2 separate regions of the Homo sapiens genome follow, and region 1 is linked to region 2. Evidence: read pairs that join two places in POLR2A ChIA-PET (ENCODE). Cell type or tissue: PC-9. All regions are shown on one strand. Each heading gives the region's core, and the rest is flanking DNA. Links, peaks and the distances in the headings are about the cores only. Region 1 overlaps ELF4 (E74 like ETS transcription factor 4). Region 2 overlaps AIFM1 (apoptosis inducing factor mitochondria associated 1).

The links. Peaks named below come from ENCODE experiments on the same cell type or tissue, not always from the same donor. Only the 100,000 strongest peaks of a DNase experiment are listed, where the experiment ranks them.
Region 1: POLR2A ChIA-PET joins it to region 2 with 7 read pairs; 13 of 35 experiments call an interaction of 5 or more read pairs at or near these places.

The regions. Positions count from the first base shown.
Region 1 is chrX:130,096,677-130,099,588 of GRCh38, forward strand. All of the region lies in intron 1 of ELF4 (E74 like ETS transcription factor 4), which reads right to left. Among named protein-coding and RNA genes, the nearest start is that of ELF4, 12 kb to the right of the region's middle. In PC-9, for the core only: no CTCF peak of the experiment used is centred there; a DNase peak (open chromatin) is centred at 1,465; H3K4me3 peaks cover 1,081 bases; H3K27ac peaks cover 2,115 bases.
Region 2 is chrX:130,151,715-130,154,626 of GRCh38, forward strand. The region is part of intron 2 of AIFM1 (apoptosis inducing factor mitochondria associated 1); the gene reads right to left. It also overlaps a transcript of RAB33A not described here. Among named protein-coding and RNA genes, the nearest start is that of AIFM1, 13 kb to the right of the region's middle. In PC-9, for the core only: no CTCF peak of the experiment used is centred there; no DNase peak of the experiment used is centred there.

The sequences.
Region 1 (2,912 bases), core at 284-2,783, 55 kb before region 2:
GAAGGCCATGCACAAGCTAAGGTCCTCTGGTTGATGGCTCCAAGGCTGTTTCCTCCTCCCAGCCTCCCTATAATCCTAGGCAAGGGTAAGTACAGGGTCACTGAGTATGCATGGCAGGTCCAACCTTATGCAAGCTGCTTTCCTTGGGGTAAGCAGTGGAAAACACTTCCAACTAAGGACTTTAATTTCAGGTCTTCCATTAATGTGGCCAAGTCCCTGCCCCTCTCTGGATCCCAATTTCCCTATCTGTAAAGTGAAGTAGGCGAGTTTGGTAATCTTTTGCTAAAGGCTCAGCCAGTTCTGAACCTCTGAGGTTCTAATTAGAAAGTACTGCAAGGGGCCGGGCATGGTGGCTTGCGCCTGTAATCCTAGCACTTTGGGAGGCCGAGGTGGGAAGGTGGCTTGAGGCCAGGGGTTTGAGACAAGCCTAGACAACATGATGAAATCCATCTCTATTAAAAAAAAAAAAAAAAAAAAGCAGCCGGGTGCGGCGGCTCACACCTGTAATCCCAACACTTTGGGAGGCTGAGGCAGGCAGATCACCTGAGGTCAGGAGTTCAAGACCAGCCTGACCAACATGGAGAAACCCCGTCTCTACTAAAAATACAAAATTAGCTGGGCATGGTGGTATATGCCTGTAATCCCAGCTACTCGGGAGGCTGAGGCAGGAGAATCTCTAGAACTTGGGAGGCAGAGGTTGCAGTGAGTTGAGATCGCGCCACTGCACTCCAGCCTGAGCGACAGTGCAAGACTGTCTCAAAAAAAAGAAAAGAAAAGAAAAAGAAAAAGAAAGGAAAAAAAGCGAGCACTGTAAGGCAGAATAGAATGGAGTGTCAGATACGTGGCTCTCCTTTGGGTGCTGCAGGAGGCCTTTGACACAATTAAGTGTTCAAATAGATGCTCCTCACTGATAGTGATGATGAAGATTTTCCCATGAGATTCAAATTCTCTATGACAATCCTTCTGTTGACTGTCTCCATGAGGGGCAGCTCAGTTCTGATTTCGCCTCAGCAGTGCTAGGTGGTAGAGCAACCCATAATAGAGACCCATTGATCATGTCCTTTGGAGATGTCAGGAACCAGGTTCTTGGGCTGGCGCCCAGGCCAGCAGCCCCACCTTGCACTGAGCTTGCCTTCATGGTGGAGGGAGTGATCCTTGATGGCCACCAGCCTAGCCCCCGCTGGACAGGATGTTTCCACATCAAGCCCCACTTCCTGCAGCTAGGCCTGGGCTCCGGTTTCCCCCCTCTCCTGCCATCTGGTCGCCTGCCCTCTGCCCCCTCCCCTTGCCGGGTGTTTACAGGCTGCCTTATCAGCCTGGGGAATCTGGGCCTCACCCAGCCGGCTGCCCCCGCCCTGCCTGGCCCAGACAGCCTGCCCAGGGCCCTACCTGCTCTTTCGTCACTACAGGCTCCCGCAGCCTGGAGCCCCCCTGAGCCATGGGCAGGCAGGGGGTGTGGACGAAGGATTGCTGCCTGGCACAGGCCCGCAGTGCCTGGGGCCCTGCCTGCCAGAGCGAAACCTGAATATTCATAGTGCTTTATGCAGCTTGCTCAAGCTGGAGAGGGCATGCGTTCTTTTTAAATTGTACCTTCTCTATCTGCAGGCTATGGAGACAGGAATGAGACGTGGTGCTGCTAAGGAAGCTAACTTTGACCTGGAGTGCCTCCTCGGCTCTTCTGTACTTAGCCACCCAGAGATGACGGTGGGTAGCTCTAGGCTGAAAGGCACTGCAAGTCCGGGCAGATATATTTGTTTTTTACTGGAGAGCACTGTAAACACTCTAAGCTAAAGGTGGGGCTGAATGAGGGGCTGCAGGCTGACTGTGATGGAGGAGATGAGGCTGGGAAGTCCTTGGGCACAATCTTGGCCAATCCATACCCAGGCTTCTGAGCCTCATGGGTCCCAAGCTGTCTGTGTCCATCCCACCCTGGGATCTATGCACCCACCCAAAGGCTAGGATGAGGCCAGACCTAACCACTGAGCGAGCTAAAAGATTATCCCCCAGGACAGAAGGGCCTAGATTTTTCCATCAAATGTGTTTGAATCACAAAGGGAGACAGGGACGGAGACTGGAAGCAAATGAAGATGCTGAGGGTGACAGATTTCCCTTCCAGCACTTTAGGCTACATTTCTGAAAGTTCAACCTCTGACCCACCTGCAGGCAGGCCCTACAGAGACAGGGCCTGCATGCCAAAGCTGACCAAGCCCCAGACTAGGCGTCAAAGCCACAGTCCAGACTGGGCTCATCTTCCAGGGGCCTCCATTTTGTTCACTGATAAATCACTTAAAATGTACTCGAGGCAGTAGATTGCAACATTCACATTTAAGATCAAAAGTCATACTTCCAAGAAATTTTAACTGTCCTTCTAGGTCTCTAGAATACAATTTTCAGTAGTTTGGGAGCACTTGGGTGGGAAAGTTTGGAAAAACTCTGCTAAGTCAATTTTGCCATTAATGGGCTATGTAACCACAGGCACGCCACGTCACAGGGCTCTCGCAGCCTCGGGCCTCCCTCCCTAGAGATTTCATGCTATCCAGAGCTCCACGCAGGCTTATTGACCATAGTGGCTATCAGGGCTCCACATTTCTTCCCTCTATCGAAATGTTCAGGCCAGCCAGGCGCAGGGGCTCACGCCTGTAATCCCAACACTTTGGGAGGCAGAGGCGGGTGGATCGCCTGAGGTCAGGAGTTCAAGACCAACCTGGCTAACATGGTGAAACCCCGTCTCTACTAAAAATACAAAAATTATCTGGGTGTGGTGGCGGGCGCCTGTAATCCCAGCTACTTGGAAGGCTAAGGCAGGAGAATTGCTTGAACCCAGAAAGTGGAGGTTGCAGTGAGCCGAGATCACGCCACTGCACTCTAGCCTGGGTGACAAGAGCGATACTCCGTCTCAAAAAACAAACAAA
Region 2 (2,912 bases), core at 165-2,664:
ATTTACTCATATCTTAAAAACATTTCTTTTAAGAAAGGGACTTTAGCCAGGCGCAGTGGCTGATGCCTATAATTCCAGCACTTTGGGAGGCCAAGTTGTGGAGATCACTTGAGGCCAGGAGTTCGAGACTAGCCTGGCCAAAAGAGCAAACCCGTCTCTATTAAAAATACAAAAAGTACCTGGGTGTGGTGGGGCACGCCTGTAATCCCAGCTACTAGGGAGGCTGAGACACGAGAACCACCTGAACCCCTGAGGTGGCGGCTGCAGTGAGCCGAGATTGCACCACTGCACTCCAGCCTGGGCGACAGAGCGAGACTCTGTCTCAAAAACAAAAACACAACAAAAAAAACCTAGAGGGGAAAGCTTTTCCAAAAAAGGGAAGAGAAGAGAAGAGAAGAGAAAAGAAAAGAAAAAAGAAAAGAAAAAAAAGAAAAGTTTTACCTAAAAAGATGGCTTACTCTGGTCAACATGAATGAAAAGAGAAATAAACAGGGGCCATGTTCATTGAGAGGAATATCCCAAAATAGCCTAAGCCCAGCTCACACTTGCTAATGGCTCACACATGAAGGGAAGAGCAGACCAAGAAATATCTAGAGGTTTAGTGGGGAAAGGGCAAGAATGAGGTCGATCTGTCTGATATATATATATAAATGTATTTATTTCTTTACCTTTCCCCCAAGGGTTTCTGTACTCCTAGTTTGCACAGATTTCCAATTAATGACATGAATACATGTCAGGTTAAGAAAGACTACAAATTTATGAAAAATATTAGTGAAGACAACTTTTCTAAACAGATGAATATGGTGGCATTTATTCAACTTAATGGGATTTGAAAGGAAACAGGTCATTTTCTGAGTGAGGCAATGCAATCCTATAGCTTAACAATAGCAAAGGGCCCAAATACTAAATCTCATTAACTATTCTAAAGGCCACTTTGGCTCTGCCCACCAACAAAAAATAGAGGACTGAGATTTGGGAATCTGCCTCAGGTCCTAGGGAAAGTTACCAGCAAAAAGAGGAAAAACTCTCACATCAATGCGAATCAGAAGTTCATATTTACAATCCGAGCAGCAGAAGCACTGTTGAAATCAGTGTTTTTCAAACTGTGGTTGCATGCCATTAGTGGGCTGTGAAGTCAATTTAGTAGGCTGCAACCAGCATTAGACGCAAACACAAATAGAAGAGAACAGAAGCTAGAGTAAGTGTATGATACCTAGTAAGAGTAGTTTTTGAAGCTTTGTTTCTTTTTATGTATTTGTAGTCATAAAATGGGTTGTAAAAGAAATGTATTTCTCACTGCAGATCATGGTAAAAATTTTTAAAAGTCGACAGTTTAGGCTGGGCACGGTGGCTCACGCCTGTAATCCCAGCACTTTGGGAGGCCGAGGCGGGTGGATCACCCGAGGTCAGGAGATGGAGACCATTCTGGCTAACACAGTGAAACCCCGTCTCTACTAAAAATACAAAAAAAAAAAAAAAAAAAAAATTAGCCGGGCATGGTGGCAGGCGCCTGTAGTCCCAGCTACTCCTCGGGAGGCTGAGGCAGGAAAATGGCATGAACCCGGGAGGCGGACGTATCAGTTAGCCGAGATCGCGCCACTGCACTCCAGCCTGGGCGACACAGAGAGACTCCGTTTCAAAAAAAAAAAAAAAAAAAAAAGTCGGCAGTTTACTCCCTTTTTTTGGAGGGTAAAGTGGGAGGGAGGTAAAGAGCTCCCAATACAGGAATTGCCAAAGTAATAGTTATACTTAAGTTAGGAACATTTCTTCAAATGACAGAAAAAAGTTACGAAGAAACGCTATTCACTGTTATGGACTGAATGTTTCCTATTCCTATATTGAAGCCTTAACCCACTATGTGATGGTATTTGGCAATGGGGCATTGGGGAGGTGATAATGATTGAATGAAGTCTTAAGGGTGGGGCCCTAATCAGATAGAGCTGGAGCTCATACAGGAAGGGGAAGACACCGGAGTTCCCTTGCTCACTCTTTCTCCCTCTCCGTCCCCCACCCCGCAAAACCATGTGAGGACACAGCAAGAGGGTAGGCTGTCTGAAAGCTAAGAAGAGAGCCCTCACCAGAAACTGAACCCTGTGTGACCTTGATCTTGGCCTTTCCAGCCTTCAGAACTATGAGAAAATAAACCTCTGTTGTTTAAGCCACTCAGTCCGTGGTGTTTTGTTATGGCAGCCCAAGAAACTAATACAAACGTTCAACAACTTACAGCTATATCTCATCAAATCTGAACACTGATTTTAAGTTCATAGTTCTCTTGAGACTAATACCAATTTCGGACAAAAAAACTAAGCCACCTCAGATCAAGTTTTCAATAATTTAGAACCTAAAACAAAACTGTACATAACAGTTCAATAACAGTTGTAGGTAGACAAAAGCTTATCATTTAACCTGGAACCACTTTATAATACGGTAGCTTTATTATTACCAGTGTTGGATAAACACAGAGTACAATGAGGCATTTAAATGAATGACTTGAGAGGAACTTGTGCTTCTTAGATATTTCTAAGGCAGGAGAAAGGAACAGTGACCAGCCCTGTCTTGTAGCTTGGCATCAAGAAAATTTGCATGGTCAACTCTGTGGAGGCCATCCAACTCTGGTACAGCAACACGGACCAGGAATTTATCAGGTTTAAATTGTTACCAACATACTGAACACAAAGGCTTTAAATCTATTTTTGAATGAATGGGGTGGAACTGATGGGAAAAGTTGAGAGATATGAAATGCAAAAAGTAAGGCTCAGAGGGTAGTATCTGAATTACGAATGAGAGGCATTACAGAAAGCAATCTACATGAATGTGTTAGCTTGTACCGCTTCAGCCACTAGTTTGACCAAATTAGAGATTACAAAGGGACACTGCCAAATGAATTTACTTTGAAATAGAGGCTGTGGGTG